Regions from separate parts of the Homo sapiens genome. Here region 2 is linked to region 1. A link is an interaction called in ENCODE POLR2A ChIA-PET data of the cell type or tissue named here. Cell type or tissue: A673. All regions are shown on one strand. Region 1 overlaps LOC124900404 (a long non-coding RNA gene). Region 2 holds the start of LINC01776 (long intergenic non-protein coding RNA 1776).

Region 1 (8,000 bases):
GCTGGAGAGGATGTGGCGAAATAGGAATGCTTTTACACTGTTCTTGGGAGTGTAAATTAGTTCAACCATTGTGAAAGACAATGTGGCAATTCCTCAAGGATCTAGAACTAGAAATACCATTTGACCCAGCCATCCTATTACTGGGTATATACCCAAAGGATTATAAATCATGCTGCTATAAAGACACATGCACATGTATGTTTATTATGGCACTAATCACAATAGCTAGGACTTGGAACCAACCCAAATGTCCATCAATGATAGACTGGATTAAGAATATGTGGCACATATACACCATGGAATACTATGCAGCCATAAAAAATGATGAGTTCATGTCCTTTGCAGGGACATGGATGAAGCTGGAAATGATCATTCTAAGCAAACTATCACATGGACAGAAAACCAAACACCGCATGTTCTCACTCATAGGTGGGAGTTAAACAATGAAAACACATGGACACAGGGCAGTGAACATCACACACTGGGGCCTGTCCGGGGCTGGGGGGCTGGGGGAGTGATAGCATTAGGAGAAATACCTAATGTAAATGACGAGTTGATGGGTGCAGCAAACCAACGTGGCACATGTATACCTATGTAACAAACCTGCATGTTGTGCACATGTACCCTAGAACTTAAAGTATAACAAAAAAAAAAGTCTGGTTTTAGTCTAATTATTGGTCCTTTGTAATGAATTTGCATTTTTTTGATTGTTAAAATTTCTCTTTTTCTTTGATGTTATTCCTAGAATTATTACTATTATTATTCCTGGAAATTGCATAGCTTAGGATTGGAGATATATGACTTTTATTAATTCTCAAAAATTCTGAGCCATTCTTTTTACTTCTTCCTGGAATTCTTATTAACCCAAATTGAACGCACTCCCTATCTCTGTCTTTCTGTACTGTATTATAGTTTTTTCCCACAACAGATTTCTCATCTAGCTCACTTACGCTCTCACTCTTTAGTGATCTCCAATCTGCTGTTTAGATTGTCCATTTTTTTAATGATGATTTGTTTCTTTTTAAGTATTTAGACTGTGTATTTTGTACCTTTTCAAAACTGAATTTGTTTTTGTTTTTAAACCAATCTCCTGTCCTCTTCTTTTGTTTTCTATAACTTATTTCATCACATCAATAGTTTTAAATATCTCACTTTACAATCCCTGTAATAGTATTATTCTATTACCTCATGTTTTGTAGGTGTTATTTCTCTTGTTTTCCTAAGTCTTATTCACGGTGGATTGTTTCATTTAGCGTTTTGTCATTTTTTATATTATCTTATCTTATGCAAAGCATGCCGTTATTATGGAAATTCTGTGCATCTTGGTTTTTGAAGTGTCTCCCCAGAAAGCTTTGCATTTGATTCCAACAGACACCAGAGATGTATCAGTGGCCAGAGACCAATTCCCATGTTTATTTCTCAGTGTGTGTGGTGTGTGTGCATGTGTTTTAATACCCAAGTAGCTTAAATTGGACTCCAAATTAATTGTAAGCACAAACTTGGATTTTGAGTTCTCAAAATAGATGTTCTGTGCCACCCAGAGTCAAGGCAAAACCCAGTTTAAGTGTTGCCTTTTGTAACCAGTCTGATTCCACAGCAAGACCATAGAAGTTGAATTGCGTGGCAATGCAGTATCCTGTACACAATCACCATCACATTTGGCCTGCCATAGCATCGGCTGGCATAATCATTGTTTGCCTCTTAGCTACCTCTCTGCTTCTGGTAAATAAGGTTTCCCTTTCTTGCATGCTTGATAAGGTCAACCATTCTCATTATCTATTTATTATTTTATCACAAATATAAAGGTAGAAGGTTTAAAAAGCTAGTATAACCAACTATTTTACAAAACTAGAACTCTGAGTTCTTTGAAATTAAAAAACAGGTAAAGGTCATTAATTGTAACTTACTAATGAGTAGAACACATGGCTAATAAAAATGGAAAATATTCAATGCTACTTGTTCACTCATCAAAACAGAGAAGACCAAAAAGAATGGTAAAGTGTAAAAATGCAGGGCACCCTTATATAATGCACAATTTCTGAAGAACATTTATCTATATAAATATGATACTTTAAATATGAATACGTTAATAAATAACTATTTAGACTGGGCGCGGTGGCTCACGCCGGTAATCCCAGCACTTTGGGAGGCCGAGGCAGGCGCATCATGAGGTCAGGAGATCGAGACCATCCTGGCTAACACGGTGAAACCCCTTCTCTACTAAAAATACAAAAAATTAGCTGGCAGTGGTGGCTGGTGCCTGTACTCTCAGCTACTCAGGAGGCTGAGGCAGGAGAATGGCGTGAACCTGGGAGGCAGAGCTTGCAGTGAGCCGAGATTGCACCACTGCATTCCAGCCTGGGCTACAGAGCAAGACTCCGTCTCAAATAAATAAATAAATAAATAAATAAATAAATAAATATATAAATAACCATTCAAGGTCTAGGAGATTTTTCTAAGGAAATAATCAGATTTGTTTATAAATTTTTCATTGGAACTTTATTTACAATGGCATTTTAAAAATCTTTAAATAACCAATTGGGAAGAATTGAACTAAATTATGGTACATCTAATAATGGAGCAAAGAATATCTATTAAAATTAAAATTATAAAATAAATATTGACATGGGAAAATATTTATGGTAGAGTGTTAAGTAAAACACACAAAAACAGGCACTAAGCAGTATATACTCAGATGTGTAAAACACGTACAGATATAATTTCATGCAGATAAAAGATGGGAAGTGTATACACAAAAATACTAAAAATATGAATTTCTTAAAATTGATATGTTAGTTTTATAATCAGAAAACAAAAATGGAAAATGCTATTTTTAAAAGCACTGTGTTAGGCTGTTCTTGTACTGCTATAAAACCTTCCTCCCTGAGAGGATAAAACATAAAAGGAAAAAAGAAATACCTGAGACTGGGTAATTTATAAAGAAAAGAGGTTTAATTGGCTCACAGTTCTGCAGGCTGTACAAGTTTGGCACCAACATCTGCTTGGCTTTTGGGGAGGCCATAGGGAGCTTTTACACATGGCAGAAGTCCAAGTGAGAACAGGCATGTTACAGGGCCTGAGTGGAAGCAAGAGAGTGCAAAGGAGAAAATGCCACACACTTTCAAGCAACCAAATCTCCCAAGAACTCACTGACCATCAGGAAACCAGCACCAATCCATAAGGGATCAGCTGTCATGACTCAAACACCTCCCACCAGGCCCCACCTCCAACGTTGGGGATTAGAATTCAACATGAGATTGGCAAGGACATGTATTCAAACTGTATCAAGCACATATTTAGTCATTTCAGTAAACTTTTGTGAAGCTACACAAACTTCTTATCAGTGTCTGGTAATATTCAGTTTATTTCACTGACTCTTCCCTTACCACAAAGCGACTTACGGAAAGCAGCCATTGTTTTATTCCTTTTTATGGTCTCAATCAAAGCTCATAATAAATGCTCAATGAAAGTATGTGTAACCTAGCAAATGAATAAATAACATTAGTGAATAAACAAATTTTAAAAATGATGTTATTACCATCTTTCTACAGGATAATGATAAGAAAGCAAAATGAAATGAATCAATGAATTAAAATTCACTACCATAATAAGTCTAAAAAGCAAATAAAATATTTCAGAAATTGATCTTTTCAAATAAAAAATATTTTGAGATATAATAACTGTATGTATATGGTTTACATTTGTACAGGCTTTTTTTTTTTTTAGACGGAGTCTCACTCTGTCACCCATGTTGGAGTACAGTAGTGGGTTTTCAGCTCACTGCAACCTTGGCCTTTCTGGTTTAAGTGATTCTTCTGCCTCAACCTCCCACGTAGCTGGAACTACAGGCATGGGCCAGCACACCCCAATAATTTTTGTATTTTTAATAGTTTAAGCGATTCTTCTGCCTCAACCTTCCAAGTAGCTGGAACTACAGGCATGGGCCAGCACACCCAACTAATTTTTGTATTTTTAATATAGACGGGGTTTCACTATGTTGGCCAGGCTGGTCTTGAACTCCTGACCTTAGGTGATCCCCTTGCCTCGGCCCCCCAAAGTGCTAGGATTACAGGCACGTGCCACTGGGCCTGGCCTGTGCAGGCTATTAATAAAAGCAGAATGTAATAATATATTTTAACTTAGTTTGAAAATTTCAATTTATCAGTAATATCTTCAGAAATCATCCCCCTATAATCCATTTCTACCAAAGAATTTAACTGGGTTGCACCTGCTAATGGCTCTGGATCTTATGCTTTTTGAAACAACTCATAGGAAAGGAGAGGGGGAACACTTTCAATGGATTCAATACATTCAGTACTACACTTCCTTTCCTAGCCTTATTAAGCTTATCATAAGCAGGTATCGAAACGGGCTTTAAATCTCTGCTAAAGTGCTAACTCCACATATAAGTATAATTATTTTTAAAACCCAGAAGAAAAATCTAAGATGAAATAGAAAAATTCTCACAAAGCAAATTGTGTACTGTATGTATGACACTGTGAGGTTTAGACACATGTAAAGGAAGTGCCTTCTGCTTTGCTATTTTGAAATGTCATTCCACTCTAGAAGCCGGTCAAGTTATGTTAATGTGCATTTGGTACAAATATTACCCTCATATTTTTAAAATTGAATCAATATTCAATAACATATCACATGTAATTATAAAGGGTAAGCATTGGGATTCAAAAGATATGAGTGACGTTGAAGAAACAGAATTTTACTAGTGTTTTAAGTTCCCAAAGCTTTTTTACATATCATGGAGAACAAATCCATAATCCAGCCCAAAGTGTTAATAATAATACAAAGATAAGTATACTATCAAAATCTGGTGTGAAATTCTGTTGTTTGATTGGTGCATATTTTTAATCAGTCCAAAATTTCTGATTTGGGGATTTAATACCAGTGATTGCTGTTAATTTCTTCAGATTAGTACTCATTATGAAAATCATATTTCTATATGAGTTTTTCTTCCCTTCATAAAATCTTATCCCAAGACAGCTAAAATCCTTCTGAGAGCCTGAACAGTCAAACCTGGGCTCATAATGCACAGATAAAACACTCTTTATAGCAGCATTCATTAAAGTACTAGACAGAGCACAAAAAGCAGCAACAGGGAGCTTTCCCCTAAAAGCTTTTAATACAGCTCTTTCCAAGACTCATTAAATCGGCCCAGCACTAAAGCCTCTGGCCACCCCCATCTATTGATCTCCACCACTGTGGAGCCCCCTACTCTGTCCAACTGTAGTCGGAGGTAATTTATCTCTGATGAATATATCGTCCACAGAAAAGTCACTAGTACAAAGCTGCAAGTCAGAATCCCAACTCTAAGTGAGGCAATTATTGTGTGTTTTCTGTGGGTTCCCGAAAAGTCCCTGCAAATATAAACATTCTGCAAAACTGTTTGTCTTAATTTTCATTTGACTTCCTCAAACAGGCCCTACTAACAGGTAACATTTATTGAACATATATTATGTGGCTGTACTAGGATTCGTGTTTTAAGCATTGTTTTTATTTAATCCTTATACCAGCATGATGAACAATTTATCTCCATTTTGCACATGAAAGAAATGGGGCTCAGAGAGTTGAAGTAACTATCCAGAATCTCAAAGCCAATAGGTGGCAGAACCACTGTTAGAAAAAACCTTATAGTGAATCTTTCTGTTCACCTAACTGATATTTTATTTTGGATACCATGTACCAGGACCTGTGGTAAACTAAATGGACATGCTCCCTGTGTTCATGGTGCTTACAGCTCTGTGGGAGCAAAAACTTTAAACAAGTAAGTGGGAAATAAACAGCAAATTGTAGTAATTATTATGAAGAACAAAGTATGTATAAATATTATTCTTATTCCAGCATTAATAACTCTGCTCATCCATTTGTTTCACATTTATTTGGCATGTGTAGATTATACTTTCAACAAGATACACCCATAAAAACATGTTTGCCTTTTTCTTTCTAATCAACAGAACAACTCACAGCATTATTAATTTGGAAGAGCAGAAGTTCTTTTGAATTGATTATCCTTTATCCATAAGATAACCATTTATTCTAAACCAAACAATCTCAATTATGATTCTAATCTCTGTCCTTTCTACTTTGACAGTTTACTTTCTGAAAAGAGTTACAGTTTAGATAATAAATTTGTATGATCACTCTACTTGTACAATATTTGGAGCTGTTTGAAATGTGTTTTGGAGAAAATAGTAGTGAACTGAAAGAAATGACTGTGTCCTACTTTCTACTGGGATCTTTTCCTATGTAATTTTACTTAATCTTCTTCAGACACCTCACTGAGGCCACAATTGCTATACCCACTTGAAGACAAGTGTCTCAAAGATATCTTATACAATGCATATGTTTACATATCCTAAATATCTCTCAAATATCTTCTCCCTCCACTTCATTCATTCACTCTACAAATATTGATTTAACCCCTTCTTTGTGCCAGACATTGTGCTAGGTACTAGGATATGAATGAGACAAGGTAGAGTAGTTTGTTTCTACCTTCATGGAGTTTGCCATTTACTAGAGAAAGCAGGCAAAAACAAGCAAACAAAAATAAAATACAATAAATATAAATTGTTCTAAGTGCTATGGAACTTAAGTAAAACAGAGTCCTGTAGCTTTCTCATGGGTTATCTTGTTCCAATACTCCAAAATGCCCTCCATTACACTGTTATAGAAAGTTCTGAATACAAATTTGATAATGTTTCTTTATGATTTAAATCTCAGGGATTCTTAAAATCATCAGTGTAAATTTGTATGATGCAAGTCACTTTATAATTTGTTCTCTGCTTACAGGCATAAAAATAAATTGAACGTGAACAAACAGGTGAGAATGCAAGCCTCTAGTCTTTCCATATTGCAGAAGTTCCGCTCTTTCTTAAGGAAAACTTGTACCTTAGTGACATGTGACCATTGACTATCAGTAAATTAATATGTATCTTAATTTTTAGTAAAAATATAAGCATAAATCTTTTTTCTATGGGATAGTTTAGTACAACCTATACGTATGCACAGCTGGCTTTGGAGACCCCTAGTGTGTTTGTTTATACCATTAGACTGCAAAGTTTTTTGAGAACTAAAGCTACAGGATTCATTGTTGTGCATTCGGTCCTAGAGTGCTTAGCATTTGATCTGGATAAAACCCAGGAGGTCATCATTGTTTGCAGACTGACTGACTAAATGAGGGAAGAATTCAATCCATCCATTGAGCAAATGCAGAGTGCCCATGACTTGTAGCATGTTGGCAGTGGTAGGACCAACATAACCAGGGAGGATATGATGATATGATACAAGTGCCAACATTTCTCTGACATTTCTAAGCATGTCAACAAAATCCCACTATTAATAGGGCTGTAGGGAATTATGTCCTCGACACACATTTCTCTTAAGTAATCTCCATTTAGTTGGTTGTTTTTAAATAACTGTTCCACAAAAGAGGAGATTTTTTCACAGTGCTCTTTCAAAACAGAGTCCCAGTGTTCCTGAACCAAACTGAAGGTCGGGCTGTTTCTCGTGTCCCAATAACAAGATGCGGACGAACTGGGGAGGAAGAAAGTTTTATTCCTGTAAGCCAGTTACAGGGAGAAGACCTGGAAATTATCACCAGACCAACTCAAAACACAAAGTTTTCCAGAGCTTATGTACCTCCTAAGCTATAAGTCTACGTGTAAGTCTGCATTCATCTAAAGACATAAGTGATTAACTTCTTTTAATCTATAAGGTCTCAGTCCTGAAGACCTTCCTCTAGAGCCTCAGTAAATTTACTTAGTCTAAAGGGGTTCAGGTGGTAGGGTGATTACCCTTATCTTGTTTCCTGTTAAATCACAGAGGTTTGGGTATTCTTTCAGACCCCTAATCAACTTGTATGTGGAGGCCTGAGGAGTTTCTTCAGATCCCCAGTAAAACTTGTTTAATCCTAAATGAGTCCTGTTAAGAATTCCTTCATTATTTTGTCATGCTTTAAGGCCCAGGAAAAGCATAGGCAAGATTCT
Region 2 (8,000 bases), 70 kb after region 1:
CGTTCCAGCTACTCGGAGGCCAAGGCAGCAGAATTGCTTGAACCCGGGAGGCGGGTTGCAGTGAGCCGCCATCACATTACTGCACTACAGCCTGGGTGACAGCGAGACCCTGTCGCAAAAAAAAAAAAAAAAAAAAGATACTTGGATAAATTAGGCTGAACTTAAGTAAATAATTAACATTGAAAAATTAATGAATCCAGGAGCTGGTTTTTTGAAAGGATCAACAAAACTGATAGACTGCTAGCAAGACTAATAAAGAAGAAAAGAGAGAAGAATCAAATAGACGCAATAAAAAATGATAAAGGGGATATCACCACCGATCCCACAGAAATACAAACTACCATCAGAGAATACTACAAACACCTCTACGCAAATAAACTAGAAAATCTAGAAGAAATGGATACATTCCTCGACACATACACCCTCCCAAGACTAAACCAGGAAGAAGTTGAACCTCTGAATAGACCAATAACAGGAGCTGAAATTGTGGCAATAATCAATAGCTTACCAACCAAAAAAAGTCCAGGACCAGATGGATTCACAGCCAAATTCTACCAGAGGTACAAGGAGGAACTGGTACCATTCCTTCTGAAACTATTCCAATCAATAGAAAAAGAGGGAATCCTCACTAACTCATTTTATGAGGCCAGCATCATCCTGATACCAAAGCCAGGCAGAGACACAATCGAAAAAGAGAATTTTAGACCAATATCCTTGATGAACACCAATGCAAAAATCCTCAATAAAATACTGGCAAACCGAATCCAGCAGCACATCAAAAAGCTTATCCACTATGATCAAGTGGGCTTCATCCCTGGGATGCAAGGCTGGTTCAATATACACAAATCAATAAATGTAAGCCAGCATATAAACAGAACCAAAGACAAAAATCACATGATTATCTCAATAGATGCAGAAAAGGCCTTTGACAAAATTCAACAACCCTTCATGCTAAAAACTCTCAATAAATTAGGTATTGATGGGATATATCTCAAAATAATAAGAGCTATCTATGACAAACCCACAGCCAATATCATACTGAATGGGCAAAAACTGGAAGCATTCCCTTTGAAAACTGGCACAAGACAGGGATGCCCTCTCTCACCACTCCTATTCAACATAGTGTTGGAAGTCCCAGCCAGGGTAATTAGGCAGGAGAAGGAAATAAAGGGTATTCAATTAGGAAAAGAGGAAGCCAAATTGTCCCTGTTTGCAGACGACATGATTGTATATCTAGAAAACCCCATTATCTCAGCCCAAAATCTCCTTAAGCTGATAAGCAACTTCAGCAAAGCCTCAGGACACAAAATCAATGTACAAAAATCACAAGCATTCTTATACACCAATAACAGACAAACAGAGAGCCAAATCCTGAGTGAACTCCCATTCACAATTGCTTCAAAGAGAATAAAATACCTAGGAATCCAACTTACAAGGGACGTGAAGGACCTCTTCAAGGAGAACTACAAACCACTGCTCAAGGAAATAAAAGAGGATACAAAGAAATGGAAGAACATTCCATGCTCATGGTTAGGAAGAATCAATATCGTGAAAATGGCCATACTGCCCAAGGTAATTTATAGATTCAATGCCATCCCCATCAAGCTACCAATGACTTTCTTCACAGAATTGGAAAAAACTACTTTAAAGTTCATATGGAACCAAAAAAGAGCCCGCATCACCAAGTCAATCCTAAGCCAAAAGAACAAAGCTGGAGGCATCACGCTACCTGACTTCAAACTATACTACAAGGCTACAGTAACCAAAACAGCATGGTACTGGTACCAAAACAGAGATATAGATCAATGGAACAGAACAGAGCCCTAAGAAATAATGCCGCATACCTACAACTATCTGATCTTTGACAAACCTGACAAAAACAAGAAATGGGGAAAGGATTCCCTATTTAATAAATGGTGCTGGGAAAACTGGCTAGCCATATGGAGAAAGCTGAAACTGGATCCCTTCCTTCTACCTTATACAAAAATTCATTCAAGATGGATTAAAGACTTAAACGTTAGACCTAAAACCATAAAAACCCTAGAAGAAAATCTAGGCATTACCATTCAGGACATAAGCATGGGCAAGGACTTCATGTCTAAAACACCAAAAGCAATGGCAACAAAAGACAAAATTGACAAATGGGATCTAATTAAACTAAAGAGCTTCTGCACAGCAAAAGAAACTACCATCAGAGTGAACAGGCAACCCACAAAATGGGAGAAAATTTTTGCAACCTACTCATCTGACAAAGGGCTAATATCCAGAATCTACAATGAACTCAAACAAATTTACAAGAAAAAACAAACAACCCCATCAAAAAGTGGGTAAAGGATATGAACAGACACTTCTCAAAAGAAGACATTTATGCAGCCAAAAAACACATGAAAAAATGCTCACCATCACTGGCCATCAGAGAAATGCAAATCAAAACCACAATGAGATACCACCTCACACCAGTTAGAATGGCAATCATTAAAAAGTCAGGAAACAACAGGTGCTGGAGAGGATGTGGAGAAATAGGAACACTTTTACACTGTTGGTGGGACTGTAAACTAGTTCAACCACTGTGGAAGTCAGTGTGGTGATTCCTCAGGGATCTAGAACTAGAAATACCATTTGACCCAGGATTCCATTACTGGGTATATACCAAAAAGACTATAAATCATGCTGCTATAAAGACACACGCACACGTATGTTTATTGCGGCACTATTCACAATAGCAAAGACTTGGAACCAACCCAAATGTCCAACAATGATAGACTGGATTAAGAAAATGTGGCACGTATACACCATGGAATACTATGCAGCCATAAAAATGATGAGTTCATGTCCTTTGTAGGGACATGGATGAAATTGGAAATCATCATTCTCAGTAAACTATCGCAAGGACAAAAAAACAAACACCGCATGTTCTCACTCATAGGTGGGAATTGAACAATGAGAACACATGGACACACGAAGGGGAACATCACACTCTGGGGACTGTTGTGGGGTGGGGAGAGGGGGGAGGGATAGCATTAGGAGATATACCTAACGCTAAATGACGAGTTAATGGGTGCAGCACACCAGCATGGCACATGTATACATATGTAACTAACCTGCATATTGTGCACATGTACCCTAAAACTTAAAGTGTAATAATAATAGTAAAAAAAAAAACATAATTTGTGAAATAAGAAGAATGAAAAATTTTAAGTAAATAACATTGGAGAAAAATCATAATTTGTGAAATATGAAGAATGACAAATTTCCATTTTAAAAATATAAGTTTTTAGTTTTTTTCTTACTGCAAAACCAATCCATGTTCATTGCAAGAAAAAAATGCAAAGACAAAAAGAACACAAACACAAACCATATTCCAAAAACCCAACTATAATCATTGTTAACATTTTAAGTATTTCTACATCAAAAACGGAATCATAGTAATCATATATTTCGTAACCTACTCAATCAGTGTTCTACATGCATCAAACACCCAGGCATCTCCTGGGTGGGCTTTGACCTACTTCAAACATGCATACCTGAAATGCCTTGGGGATGCCCACAGATGCATCTACTCAGTGCCTGTCCACACATGAATAACCTGGAAGTGTGGAAGAATTAACACCCCAGAGGGAAAAAAATGACCAATAGATATAGAAGCCAATGGACACATTCTTCCCCCTTTCTGCTCCCAACCCTTACTCTACAGAGTCTAGAGAGATGCTTTACATGGCTACTTGAGGAGGGCTCAGCCTCACTTAACCAGCAATCAGTTTAACTCAGCAGTGACCAATATCACTATCAATATCAATAATGCCTTCTCCTCCTGTTGGCTCTCCCTTTCTTCCCTGCCTTACTCCCCTGCTCTGTCACTTCTCTTTCCTGGGATGGCACTTGCTAATAAAGCAATAGTACATAAGCCATCTGCCATTAGATTTGCTTCCTGGGAAACCCAGGTTTAGCCACCTAATTTTTATCTTAAAAATATATGTTAAATGTACTTTTCTGTCACTATCAATTCTTCCATACATAATATAAATTCAATACGATCATAGACCTTGTTTTTCTTCCTTAATTCTTTATGCTCAGTATCTAGATTAGTATCAACACATTTTCAATGCCTACAAGAGTGTATCATTGCTGCGAAGGTATGAGTCCACCTACTTACATTTTTACTAGTGTATACCTCAATATATTCATTCAGACCACACTTGGACATTCAAGTTGTTCCTAATTTTACCTATGTTAATGTGCCATGGTTAGGCAGCAAACTCCGGGCTCAAACACATGATTATTTCTATATTCTTAAAAGCGATTTATCTGAATCAAAGGTTATGCACAATTTTAGGAATATTTTACAAGCATTTGCTATCCTATTTGAATAAAAATTATGATATTCTATTCATTTTTACCTGTCAGCATTTCTTCTAGTGAACCAAGGTATTCTCATAGCATTGGCAGAGGAAAAGGCATAATCCATGTCCATCTTTTTCATCAGCTTAAAATCCATGTGCTTTTATGGGTGGCAATGAAGCGATGAGTAGCCTCAAGCCAGCAAATTTGGAGTGGGGAGAAGAATTAAACCTCAAAAATCCTTGCTGCTGAAACAATATTTTTTTCTTTTCTTCTTTTTCTTTAATAATGGTATCCCTCTTCCCACTATCCTTCCCAATTGTAATTTACTTTTCATGTCACAGAACTTAGCACCAAACAAATTACACACCTTATCCAAAGCTATTGGCTCAAAATGCTCAGACGGCTGTTTTCACTATAAACCACAGGCAAAGTGATTCCAGGGTGTTGTTTTTCTGATAGTAAAAGAAATCCTGGAAACTCTTTACAATTATTCCTGCATGGATCAATGCGGCGTAGAGCGGTAGTCCAGAGATCAGTAGGAGACGTATTTGAAGCTGAATCAATGCTGACAAAGAAATACTTGCCATTCCTCAAATACTTGAAGTACCTCATTTCCTATGAACTGGATTATCTCTTCATAAATTGTGGGCAACAGCTAAGATAAGTTTAGCCCCTGCCTTTGCTACCAAATATGGCAAGCGGATTTGTGAGTAATGGAGACAACCAAGAAATCAGTTTCAGAACCGCACCCCGCCCCCCTCAAAAAAAAAAAAAAAAGAAAAAGAAAAAGAAAGAAAACAATTTTTATGGTTTGGGAAACTAATCAGTCCCTTCTCTGCATGAAAGAAAAAGCCACACTTAGAAACCTGTTTGCTGCAATGAGTTTGAATGCCTCATACCTGGCTTGGTATTAAAACTTAATGTTGGAATTTGGAAGACTGCTTTCATCTAGTATTGAGTTAATTATTGGACAAGTACATTAAAATGGGTTGATCTCAGAAAATCAGCTAACAGCCCTTATCATACTCCTCTATATCAAAGCAATGTCACTGAGCATCACTACAAACAGTTAGAAAATTAAGGCTTTTTTTCCTCTTAAAATATTTTCTGTCTCAAAAAGTTCTTTATAATGTGTGATAAACTTCTTTAAATAAGATTTTCTCAAATTTTCTTTAAAAGTTTCAATTAAACATATGTTTTTTAATGGGGGCAACCGAACCATATCACGGATGAAAAATAAAATCACCAGGTATCCAACAGAAGGGCCAGTGGGTAAATCAGGCTGCCTGGGCTGAGTGTAAAACAGATCTGTTCATTGCAGAACTCGGGGGATTGAAATAAAACCTCCAACACATGTCATCAATACATTTCTGCTTTAATAAACACCGCTTAAATTTCCCCTGGCATTTAAAAAAATGCATATTAAAAGGAAGAACATGCACAATTCAGGCTAAGGACAAATCTTGAGCCTTCTCAAGTAGAAATGTGTTCAATTTGATAATTTTGGTGCTGTGTCTATGGAGAGAATGAAACTTTGTTCCACCCCCATCTACAAATTTTTATGCACCTATTGATAAAATCTGTAGATGTCCTTGGCCCAATAAAAAGACAAAAAGAATACTGCCTGCCTGCACAAACCATGACGCTCTCACTGCAAACCATCTCAAAGACCTCTCTCTCTCTAATCAAAACAATTCACCAAGGCTGAGTGATGATCTGAAAGAAAAAAAAAAGGAGATAAAATAACAAAGAAAATAAACCAAACTAACACATTTTTAACCTACATATGTTGAAATATAATTTCTTACAAATAAACAAACAAAAACATGATGTTTTGACTAAATGTTTTTGATTAAATGCTTACTTTAAAAATACAAAAAAGAAAGACCCAGTTATAGAATAAACATTGCCAGGAGAACAAAAGCTATACAATTTACCACAAATTTGCTCTTTCTTTCATTTTAGCATAGACATGACCTTACCTTTTATATGTTAAATGATTAAAGATTATATTATTTTTGTTTTATTTTTAATTTTGTGGGCACATAGTAGATATATATATTTATAGGATACATAAGATGTTTTGATACAGGCATGCAATGTGTAATAATCAAATAATAGAGAATGGGGCATTCATTCCCTCAAGTATTTATCCTTTTTATTATAAACAGTCTGATTACCCTCATTTAGTTGTTTTAAAATGTACAATTATTATTGACCATAGTCACTCTGTTGTGCTATCAAATAGTAGGTCTTTTTCATTCTTTCGGTCCATTGTTTTGTGTGCCCATAAATCATCCTAATCTCCTCTGTATACCCCACCCCCACCCTCGAATGCACTACCTTTCCCAGCCTCTGATAATCATACTTCTACTCTCTATGTCCAAGAGTTTGTTTTGAGTTTTAGATCCCACAAATAAGTGAGAACATGTGATGTTTGTCTTTCTATGCCTGGCTTACTTCACTTTACATAATGATCTCCGTTCCATCCATGTTGCTGCAAATGATAGGATCTCATTCTTTTTATGTCTGAATAGTACTCTATTGTGTATGAGTACCACATTTTCTTTATCCATTCATCTGCTGATGGACGCAGGTTGCTTCCAAATCTTAGCTATTGTGAACAGTGATTCAACAAACAAGGGAGTGCAGATATCTCTTCAATACACTGATTTCCTTTCTGTTGGGGAGATACCTAGAAGTGGAATTGCTAGATTATATGACACCTCTGTTTTCAGATTTTTTGAGGAAACTTTTCGTTTTAAAGAAATTCTGATTAATCTTATGCCTGTAAACATCTAGAGTCAGCAACTGTCCAGTAAATGATGAGCTGATAGATTTCAAGCCTTTTATGTACCAAGTAGGATCTCCAAGTACTCTGTGTAAATAATTCAACTCATTTCTATGTCAACTACCTGCACTAATTTCAACATAAATTAAATTTTAAAACATAAAGGAAATTTTCCATGAAACTTGGACTTGATTCTTCAATGACAGAGTCCTACTAGATTAACTTTCAAAAAGGTGTGCTGCTTTAAAGACTCCTTTTCTTCATAAAACTAATCCATCTATATAGAGTTTTGGCAACATAAAGGAGATAATTGTCATATTCTCAAAAGCTACCTTGTTTCCAGAATCATAAATGATCTTCATTGTTAAAATCAATAATACACTCCTTATGCACATTTTCTTGAACACGTCAATTGTGTATGTTTAGATTTAACGAATATTTTATTCTAGCTCTTTTCACCTCTTTTGATTACTGGAGATTGTTCTGACACCATGGGGAAATGTATAAAGGGAAATATTAAATGCCACACTAGACCAGGCCTGTCAGTAGCACTTTGGAGCGAGCTTTTCAATGCTAAGCCACACGACAACTGAACAGTTCCTGCCAGACATAAAGTGGACTTGTATTCAGTTGACATTTCAGCACTTCTTTGGAACATAACCACTTTTTAGAATTACAAGGTTTTCTTAATTGAAAGTAGATTTTAAAATTATAGTAGTTGTTAAATACTAGGAGCTAAATTTTCACTTGCGTGTAAAAGCTGTTATTTGGAGCTGAATCGGGCATGCAGTTTAACAAGCAACAGGAAATGTTTAAAATCACCACGATCATTATCCAGTAAAATTAAAATACCCAAACCAGAGGGCTA

Evidence for each region. ChIA-PET counts read pairs that join two places held together with the same protein. Peaks named below come from ENCODE experiments on the same cell type or tissue, not always from the same donor. Only the 100,000 strongest peaks of a DNase experiment are listed, where the experiment ranks them.
Region 2: POLR2A ChIA-PET joins it to region 1 with 13 read pairs; 2 of 35 experiments call an interaction of 5 or more read pairs at or near these places.

Annotation. Positions count from the first base shown.
Region 1 is chr1:98,277,436-98,285,435 of GRCh38, reverse strand. LOC124900404 (a long non-coding RNA gene) reads right to left here. Exons shown (of 2, transcript XR_007066241.1): 2 at 2,931-3,076. Among named protein-coding and RNA genes, the nearest start is that of LINC01776, 71 kb to the right of the region's middle. In A673, no CTCF peak of the experiment used is centred here; no DNase peak of the experiment used is centred here.
Region 2 is chr1:98,207,208-98,215,207 of GRCh38, reverse strand. LINC01776 (long intergenic non-protein coding RNA 1776) reads right to left here and starts at 4,497. Exons shown (of 3, transcript NR_046088.1): 1 at 4,398-4,497. The region is part of intron 1 of LOC124900404 (a long non-coding RNA gene); the gene reads right to left. In A673, no CTCF peak of the experiment used is centred here; a DNase peak (open chromatin) is centred at 4,977; H3K27ac peaks cover 1,794 bases.